Regions from separate parts of the Homo sapiens genome. Here region 2 is linked to region 1. The links are chromatin contacts, found by Hi-C in ENCODE. All regions are on one chromosome and are shown on one strand. The core of a region is the stretch at or near the end of the contact, and the rest is flanking DNA. Distances in the headings are between cores, read along the strand shown.

The links. Hi-C counts contacts between places; a loop is a spot of excess contacts on that map. Pooled maps may share reads with other maps.
Region 2: a loop to region 1 is called in a map of ascending aorta, with 7 times the contacts of the local background. The contact joins the promoter of TMEM185B here to the enhancer-like site in region 1. A Hi-C loop is called at or near these places in 2 of 168 maps with a recorded cell type or tissue (Caco-2 and ascending aorta) and 4 of 50 pooled maps.

The regions. Positions count from the first base shown.
Region 1 is chr2:120,467,970-120,472,488 of GRCh38, forward strand. No RefSeq gene overlaps it. Among named protein-coding and RNA genes, the nearest start is that of LINC01101, 3.9 kb to the left of the region's middle. Within about 2 kb of position 2,507, at least 23 of the 41 ENCODE cell types and tissues checked have a DNase peak (open chromatin) inside an H3K27ac peak, as active enhancers do; they include ascending aorta, where a contact is called at or near this core.
Region 2 is chr2:120,220,339-120,225,440 of GRCh38, forward strand. It overlaps TMEM185B (transmembrane protein 185B), which reads right to left and starts at 3,062. Exons shown (of 1, transcript NM_024121.3): 1 at 1-3,062. The coding sequence starts at 2,638. The coding sequence ends at 1,586. RefSeq lists silencers at 2,661-2,860, 3,011-3,380, 3,100-3,260 and an enhancer at 3,355-4,018.

The sequences.
Region 1 (4,519 bases), core at 1,257-3,756:
AGAAACGTTTGGCTTCACTTAAGGGGAATCTCAACTCACTGTGGCTTAAACAAAATTAGGTTTATTTTTCTGACATCATAATTCTGAAAACGAGTGGTTGATGGCCTTGGTCAGCTGCTGGTGATGCCAAGTACTGGGCTCTTCCCAGCTTTCTGTTCATCGTCCTTAGCACGTGGGCCTCCTCGTTGCCTTGTGGTGGCAAGATGGCAGCCTCGACTCCCTGGGAAAGTAGAGGGTCTCCCAGGAGCACCCTGTTGGTGTCTCATCGGCCAAAAGTGGGTCACATGGCCAACCCTGGCAGCAAGGGATGCTGGGAATGCAAACACTTGGATGTTCTTCTGCAGTGTTAATGGCAGGGCCAGGCAAGCATGGGTGGGAGGTGTGGGAGTGAGCGAATGGGAGTGGAGTCATCCAAGCAGCCACCTGCCGGAGAAGATAGTACTGTAGTACTCACAGCCCAGTCTTACATATGGAAAGCTGGTGCCAAGGGCAGAGAAATGCTTACTCAATAGCAGTTTGATTGATCTACTTAGATATTCTGGGCCCACAACCAGAGATCCAGAGATAAAAGTAATTTCCTTGCCTTCCAGAGAGAGAAGGAGAATAATAATAGTAATAATAACAGTATAATAGCTTAAGTTCACTAAGTGTGTAGTGCTGGGTGCTTATTGAGCACTTTCCAGACTTTATCTTGCCTCATGCCCACCCAACCCCAAGCGACAGGCACCATTCTAACTGCTGTGGAGGAAACAGAGGCTCTTTGAGGCTCAGTGAGGACTGAGGCACACAGGCCTGCCCCCCTCCCACAGCATGAGGTGGTGGATTTGATAATCCAGGTATGAATCAGGCCATTGGGCAGCCTCCTTGCTAGGGACTGCATCGAGGATTTCTGAAGGTGGGGAGACACGGAAGCACCAATTAGAATTTCCCAGTCAAAGAGGGAAAGGTGTCTTGGGTGAGAAAAGACACCTGGAAGGACACATTATTAGTGACCTAGTAAAATCTAAGGCATCCCTAGGGTCTATCTACTCACACTGTAACAGGAATTTCTGTATTTAAAGGGAGTGTTGGAAATAAAATACTTGTAAAATCAGTAAGTGACATGAATGCAAATATTTTGAAAATAAAGTTCTTTAGTTTACAAAATACTCAAAGATGGAAAAAATAAAATATCCTAACATTTGATGCTGGTGATAGTGTGGTGAACTAGACAACATTTGCACATTGCTGGCGGGAGGGTAAATTGGTATAAACCTTTAGAAAAGCAGCTTGAAAAACATTCTTCAAAATGTGCTGATCTCTTGGTTTTACTCCTGGAAATATGTCCTAAAGAAATGATAAACAAAATTAGACAGTTATTTCTGTGCAAGGCAGATAATTTGTTGAAATATGAATTTATGGCGTTTTCCCTTTGTATTTTTCCTTTCAATGTCCCGTATATGTAGCCAGACTTCTTTCTGTTTCCTAGTCTCAGGGGCATTTGCAGATATTTGCCTGAATCTACTTGCAGGAAACATCTTTTCCTGTCCTTTGTGAAAGAAGAAGGCCAAGAAAGAAAACACCAAAAAAAAAAAAAAAAAAAAAAAAAGATGAGTGGGAAGGAAAAGGGAAGAAGGAAGGTTTCTAGTATCTGGGAAGAACGCCCAAGTCCCAGAGGCCTGACCTAAGCCCTTTCCATAGCAGTGCCTTGGGATGTGGCATGGTTTTCCAAAAGTTGCTGTCTGTCCAGAGAAGCTGGAGTCAAAACACAGCTATGCTCCAGCATTCTGAGCCCTCAACCTGGCCCCAGCCACTGGGCGTCAAGGAGCATGCTAAGTGGGAGAACAGGGACCTCTGAGGAACCCTCCCTGGTGCCTAGCAAACTGTGCAAACCCCAGGCCCTTTGCTTGGCCTCAGAACCTGGGAGTCCTGAAAGTAACTAAGGTGGTTTTTTCCGGCCAGGCTTCAAATAGGATTTAAAGAAAACTTTGAATGTGACATTTTCACATATCCGCGTTCATGAGAAAACATATTTCCAAAGACAATTGAGTACAGAGTTATTATCTTATTTGATTTTTCAACTAGTGGTTAAATATTTTCCATAGGAAGATACCGAAGTCTCCTGCCCTGTGTTCCCTGAACTCCAAGCACATAACTCATTGTACCAACCTGGCCGGGAGAGTCATTCTCTATATTTAGTGTCTCACTGTTCTTCGAGGTTCTTGGGTCCTGGAGACTTCTCAGAGCGTTATCTTGTTTACCTCTGTGTCCCCAGTGCCTTACACAATGCCTGGCAAACACTATGGGAATGAATGAGGAAATGAACATGTATGTGAATGAATGAATGAATGAACAAATGGGTGTCTGGTGTCTGAGATAAAGGGCCTGGTGAGATCCGTTCCTGTTGTCTCCACATAGACGCTGCTGGCAGCCCTGAGGGCTGTGCACACGGGCCAGGCGGATGGAGTTAACTGCAAACACACTTGGGAAGTGTAAACAGCCCTCCTCCGGGCCAGGCCGACTGGCAGCCTCACGGGCAGCTTGCACAATCCTGTGGGCTGCTATGATACTCATTTTTTGGGCATGGAGTCATCTCTGCTTTGGGCCTCTCCCTCCTTGCCCTGGATTGTCTTGGCAACACAGATGGAACTGCGTGTCTGTTGTCAGTGGGAGGAAGTTCAGACCCCCAGCCCCTCCAGGAACTCCATTCTGATTTAGAGCTGCCCAAGGACCCAAGGAGGCTGGAGCTGAGAGGGAGCTTGGGGATTACCTAGCCCAACCTCTTCATTTTCCAGATGAAGGATCTGAGACCTAAAGAGGTGGGGACACTAAGGCCACTGTAAGTGTGTCAAAGCTTGCCACAGAGCTGGGTGTCCTGGGATGGCAGCTGGTTTCAGAACCAGCCAAGCAAGGCCTGTAAATCCTGGCACAACAGACTGTCCAGCCATGTGAACTTGGATCAGGGACTTCTTCCCGAGTCTCAGTCCCTTCATCTGCAGGGCACTGCGTGCAAGGGTGTTGTGCAGACCTTAGGGAGCGCTGATGGTAAAATGCCTAGCACAGTGCCTGGCTCAGACTAAGGGCTTCCTTCTGCCTCCCTCTGCCCTTTCTTTCCACACTTTTCGTGCTCACCATTCCTCCATATCTGGGCATGAAACGCCGCTGCTTCCCTCAGAACCTCCACTTCAGGGCCACCCCCTTCCCCTGTTGGCTCTGTGTGATGTGGTTGCCTCTGTATTCGTTAGAATCCACTTTCTTTCATGCTTTTTCTGTCTTCACACAACTGTTGATCCTGCCAAAATCATTCATTCATATTTTTCTTCTTTTCTCCCTTCTTACAGGCCTTCCCAGGCCCCTGCTATCTGCCAGCCATCTGCTGGGCAGAGATGCTCATGGCCGGCGCCTGCCCCTACAGAGCGCGACTGCTTCTCTGGAGAGGCTGCATGGGCAATGACAGTGCAGGGGAGGAGAGCTGGATGGCAGGGGCAGTGCTGTGTGTCCTCAAAACCCTGTGCCATCTCTCTCCTTTCTGGAATGCTGTGCTAGGCAGAATAATGTGCCACACCAAGAGGGTGCCTTAGTTCAGACTGCTAGAACAGAATATTATAGACTGGGTGGCTTAAACAGCAGGTATTTATGTCTCACGATTCTGGAGGCTGGAAGTCTGAGGTCAGGGTGCCAGGATGGTTGGGTTCTGGGGAGGGTCTCTTCTGGGCTCACAGATGGCTGCCTTCTTGCTATGCATACCCATGGAAGAGAGCAGAGTGAGCCATGGCAAACTCTTCTGCCTGTTCTTCTAAGACTGCTAATCCCATCATGGGGGCTCCAGCCTCATGACCTCATCACCTCCCAAAGGCCCCACCTCCTAACACCATCACAGTGCAGGGTAGAATGTCAACATTGGAATTTTAGGGAGACACAAATATTCAGTCCATAACAGATGGCCATGTCTTACTCCCCCAGATCTGTGGATGTGACCTCACATGCCAAAAGGACCTTTGCAGATGTGGTGAAGATACGGACCTTGAGAGGGATGGTTATCCTGGATTACCAGGGCGGGCACAATGGTCCCTGTTAGAGGAAAGCAGGAGGTCACAGGGAATAGAAGATGCTATTCTGTGGTTTTGAAAATGGAGGAAAGGGGTGAGCCACAAGCCAAGGAATGTGAGCACCCTTGGAGCCTTCCAAAGGAACAATTCCTACTGATGCCTTGATTTTAGCCCCAGGGAACTCATTCCTGACTTCAAGATACAGAATGCAAACACAGAAGACTACACTTCCCGTTGCCCCTGCAGTTTGGTGGGGTCATATGACTAATTCTGGCCAATGAAATAGGGCACAGGTGACACCTCCCTTTAGCCCGAGGCTTCACCCTCTGCCTTTTCTCTTCCCCTGCCACAGCCACTGAGGACATTCTAGCTGCTCAGGATGCAAAATGATGGAGCTGCTGGCAGCCTGAATCCCCAAGTGACTGTGTGGAGCAGAGCCTCCACCTGACTACCAAAAACTACCAGGATCTGGTGTTACTTGTTACAGCAAC
Region 2 (5,102 bases), core at 1,812-4,311, 250 kb before region 1:
TTCGACCTCCTTTCGAAAGTATTTATTTGTTCTCAAACATTACTCTTGCAGGATCCAGCTTCTGCCCTGATTCCCTGGTGTACCACCAGCACCTAAAGAAACACTGTACCTGCCGGGTGCAGTGGTTCCCGCCTGTAATCCCAGCACTTTGGGAGGCCAAGGCGGGCAGATCACCTCAAGTCAGGAGTTTGAGACCAGCCTGACCAACATGGAGAAACCCTGTCTCTATTAAAAATACGAAATTAGCCAGGCGTGGTGGTGCATGCCTGTAATCCCAGCTACTCGCGAGGCTGAGGCAGAAGAATCGCTTGAACCGGGAGGCGGAGGCTGCGGCGAGCTGAGATCAAGATTGTGCCATTGCACTCCAGCCTGGGCAACAAGAGTGAAACTCTGTCTCAAAACAAAACAAAACAAACAAACAAAAAAACAAAAGAAAAGAAAAAAGAAACACTGTTCTTATCTACAAAGATAATTTGAACAGTTGTTTCCCTATTGCTGACAGATTAAAGTTTGGCCCTTAAAATGACACCTGCTTCTACTGACCACTTCCGGTTAAGGCCACTCTCTCCATCTTTCCAATGACAAGTAATGCTTCACACTACAGCCAACTAATAGTTTAAGATTCTTAGAAATGGACAAACCACTTGTTGCTTATTTCCACACAGTTACTACCTGTGTGGAAAAATTCAAGTTGCTAAATAACAGTGTCACTTTATGGCCTGGTACCACACTAGAGCCTGTCACAAGTTCCCAAGGGCAGTGGCCTCTTCCTCTACTAACGGGTACTACCAGAGACCTTGGTTACTAACACCTAAATATTAAGACCCATGGGATTTGCAGTCCCTACATTCATGCCTAGTACTTTGGTAAGATCCACACCAGGCACATACTGTTTTATGCAGTTTTCAAGGACATCTGCAATAGACACATATCTTCACACCTAAGCTTTAAAAAATACTTTAACGTAATAATGGTAATGCAGAGAACTAGAATTCAACATATTACACTGCTAAAATATTCATATAAATACTATATATGCATGGGTTCATTCCATTAGAAAAATTCACCTATCAGAATATTAAAGACCAGTATCAGCAAAGCCCAAGGAGAGAGTATTTTAACAGTAGGAACACTAAAAATATCAACTATGAGGTTTATAAACAAGTGGTGGGAAAGAGAACTTTTTACATTTGCTATTGTTATGACAGGCACAATCTGAAATACAATTTTAGATTAGCAGTGTATAAAAATACTTTTTAAACAATAGTTTTGATAGGTACAGTAGCATTTAAACAAACAGCTGTGTGGTTATTCCTTTTGAGGACCTACTAAAACAATTCGACTTACTGCCCCCAGCTACACCTGAAAGTGCGAACCTGGAAAGCAAGTCTCTTACCCAGGTACACATCACACACACCCACATACTGAAACCACCTCCATCTATGATGCATACTGATGAGGCGGTGATCTCAAACACGGCGTGAGACGAGTGTTTGAAGCCTGTTTCCATTTCCAGGTTTGGGATGAATGAACAAGAGGCGAAGGCCAAGTGGAGTCTGTGTGTGCCTGGGTCCTCTCTAGGAGTTTAATCTGGCATATCAATATTTAACTTGGGAGGGGGGGGAACGTATTTCCCAGGGCTCTGGGTTATAACTACTCTGGCCTTCTTTCCAAATATTGGAGCAATTTTCGGAGCTTCTGGAACTGATGTTTCTTCAGCATCTTCACTATCTTCGTGATGGAGATCATATGAAATGTTCCCATATTCTCTTAAAAATGGGAAAATTTCAAGCAGAAACTGACAGAAGTCTCTGCGAATGCCAAACCACCAATGATTGCCCCCCTTTCGCCTAAATGTTGTGGCCATTAAAGTTAGTAAGGAAAGCCAAAGGGGGACAAATATGGAGACGTAGGAGAATGTATTGTGGCCATCCAATCTGTGAACCAGCAGGACCTCAAAAGTGAGCAGAGGCACGACAATCGTTATCCAACTGATAGCCATGGTCACGTGTGTTCTCCGCTGCTCGGCAACCACATCCAGGGACCGCAGGAACAGGAGGGACCAGACGATGTAATAGAGGACGACCAGGCAAAGGAACGACATGAGGATCCACAGGGGCACAAACACCACCAGCCACGGCCAGTGAATAATCCTGTCCAGCTTTAGGGCGATGAAGATGAACTGCAGGATGTTGACCGAGCACAGGATCTCCAGCTCCAGCGACCTATCGTGTCGAAAGCCCCAGACGCAGGCAGCCACGGACACGGGGGACACGAAGAAGAGAGGCATGAAGACCAGCAGCCAGAAGTGGGTGCCCCTCTCCACCCTGTCGCAGACCAGGACTTCGAACATGAGCAGCAGCAGGTGGATGCCCACAGCGATCAGCATGGCTTTGAACTCCACACAGGCCTCTCCCTCGGTGCGGTAGCGAGGGTTGCGGGCCCAAACGCCCGCGCCCACGGAGGCGCCTGCGACGACTAGAAGCTTCCACAGCCATATGGGGGCAAAGACGGCCCAGTAGCTCCATTGGATGATGCCGTCCAGGCGGAGGGGCAGCAGCACCGAGAAGAGCAGCAGGCAGGTGTAGATGAGAAACTTACTGGGGTTGAAGTCCTGGAACAGGCCCCTGGGGTTCATGGCGGAGGCCGCCGCTTGCCTGCCCGGGCCTGCTCCCTCGCGACGCTCGGCGCTCGCGTCTCCGCGGCTTCTCCGGCCGCCGCCTCCCGGGCCCCGCCCAAGCCGGCTCCGCGTGGACGAATGCCGGGACGACCAGGAGGAGGTTCGGAGCGGCGAAGCGGAGAGGCCGGAACACGTGCACGCGCGGTCACGTGGCCCGGCCGGAAGCGCGCTGGGGTGTGGCGCGCGCGGGCACGGGCGGCGCGGCGGTTACAAACTGGGCGCTGCCTCGGTCCCGCCGCCGCCCGCGTTCACTCCGTACCCATCAAGAAGGCACCTAATGCGTGTGGGGCCCGAAGGGGCCTGGCGCGCTGCTGACTCCCCAAGCGGCCCGCGACCTTGGGCGGACGCTTCCAGGCGACTCCGGGAACATGGAGGCGGGAGTGAGCTCACATCCTCCCTGCCGGCCGGGGCGGGCCCTGCGGGGGCGGGGCCGGGTGGAGAGGGCGGGGCCTGGGCGTTGGCACCCTACCCATCTCTGCCGGGATCCTCGCCTCCCCGCGCTCGCCGCGGCTTCCCGGGAACCCGCCCGGGGCTAGAGCGCCCGCGGTGAGGCTCCAGCACCCCGCGCGCGCGAGCAGAGGCGGTGGCCGGGCTAGTGCGGGAGTTTGCGAGCGAGGGAGCGGGTGCCGGTAACTGAACGGATGCAAGGCGATGTGCATGAGCGCAGACCTGTGGGGGCCGGCGGCGGGTGTATCCCTGGCTCAAAGGAAAAGGCCCGCGCGTAGACTCAGGGCACGAGGTGGGGGGGCCTTACCTGGGATGAAGACTCGCGGGGCAGAACTCCGCCTGGTGGAGCAACGGACGTTTCTCAGGCTGCCTGCGAAGTGGCTGTGCAGAGATCCCAGGCGGCAGCGGCGCTCTTGTACCTGTCCCTCTCACTCCAGAGTGGAAGGTGCTGGTGAGGGTGTTAGACCCCACTCGGGAGGAAACTGGATCCAGACCAGGGTTGGGGGTTGCTTTCTGCCCCAGGTCACCCGGCAGGTTAACAGAGAATCGCGTCGCAGATACAGGGCTCCTACCTTCAAGTGTCTAGTCCTCATTTTGACTTATTTGGCCCTGTCTCTGTGTTATTCTCGCAAAACCATGTTTTCCTTTTCCTTTGGAAAAGGGTACTGGACCAGAGGTCAAGAGATTTGGGTTCTTGTCCAGGCCGTGCCACCCATCAGCTGAGAAACCTAGGCAAATTCACCTCTTTCTCTCTGGGCCTCAGTTTCCTGGTCTATGAAGTTGGGGGACAGACCTGGGTGGTGTCTAAGGGCAAGGCTGCAGCGGGTCTGTGATTTGGAGCACCCCTTTCGCCCTCTGGCCATCTGGGCAGACCCTGGAGGATTTCTGTCTTCCCCGCTGTCCCACTGCTCAGCAGAGCCCTGGCTGCCCTCACCAGTCTCTCCTAGTCCTCTTTTCCTGAAGTGGCTGTGGGATGTTGTCACGCAGGTCCTGGGCTCTGAAGTGGGACAGGCCATCAGAGGAACGCATGGCCTGTCAGGGCCTCCGCGGAGTGGCCCTCCCGCACCCTCACAGCACTGCCCCAGGCGGGCATGAGCAGGGTGTCCAGGTGTCGGGCGGACAGTCCCAGCCCCCGAGGCGCTCTCCACAACTTCACTTCAGCCACAGGCAATCTGTGGCCCTGGGGAAGGGAGTCCAGCTGAGTGAGCTTCACCAGTCCTCAGGCTCAGCCCTTAAGGCTGACTTCATAGATGTGTCTTCAGGGCCTCTTGTTTCTGGAGAGCCTTATCTCCCTCCATTCCTCCCCTAAACAGAGTTGCTCCAATCTGTCTGTTTTACACATTGGTCTTTTTTGTACTCTTTTCTCCCAAGAAGGATTTGTCAACTAAAAATTTGTAAAAGTGGAAAACCCCCTCACCAATCCAACCTCTTCATCTGTGAAATGGGCTTGGAAAAGCACACAGGATTGTTTTGAGGATTAGATGAATCAATACATGGAACTTTGCACTTTGCATTTAGAGACCTGCAAGTAATTGATTTGACCCCACTAGGAAAGCAGAGCCCGTGGAGGGGAGGCGCTGCCAGGAGCGCCCCCACCCTCCGGGAGCTGGTGGCAGAGTCAGGTCCTCTGGACCCTGCGAGAACAGTCAGAAGTCCTTCCCAATCACCTATGTAGTCAGATGAACTCAGGGCCTCTGCTGCCATCTTTGTGGCAAAGACAGAGCTCGGAGCTTATTTTCCCACCTTGAGCTCCTCATTCAGAACAAGTGCACCCTCTCCATCCAAGAAGCGGGTATCAAGGTGTCCTGTCACAGTGCAACAGTGGCTCTGCTGCACAGCTCCTGAGGGAGGGCAGACCCAGCTTCCAGGCTTGTGCCACAGGGTGAGGGATGCTGTCTGCCATCTGTCCCCAGCTGGCTTCCTTTGGCCTGCAGGCCTTGACCCCTCCCCCATCATGCCCTGGGCATCAGACACC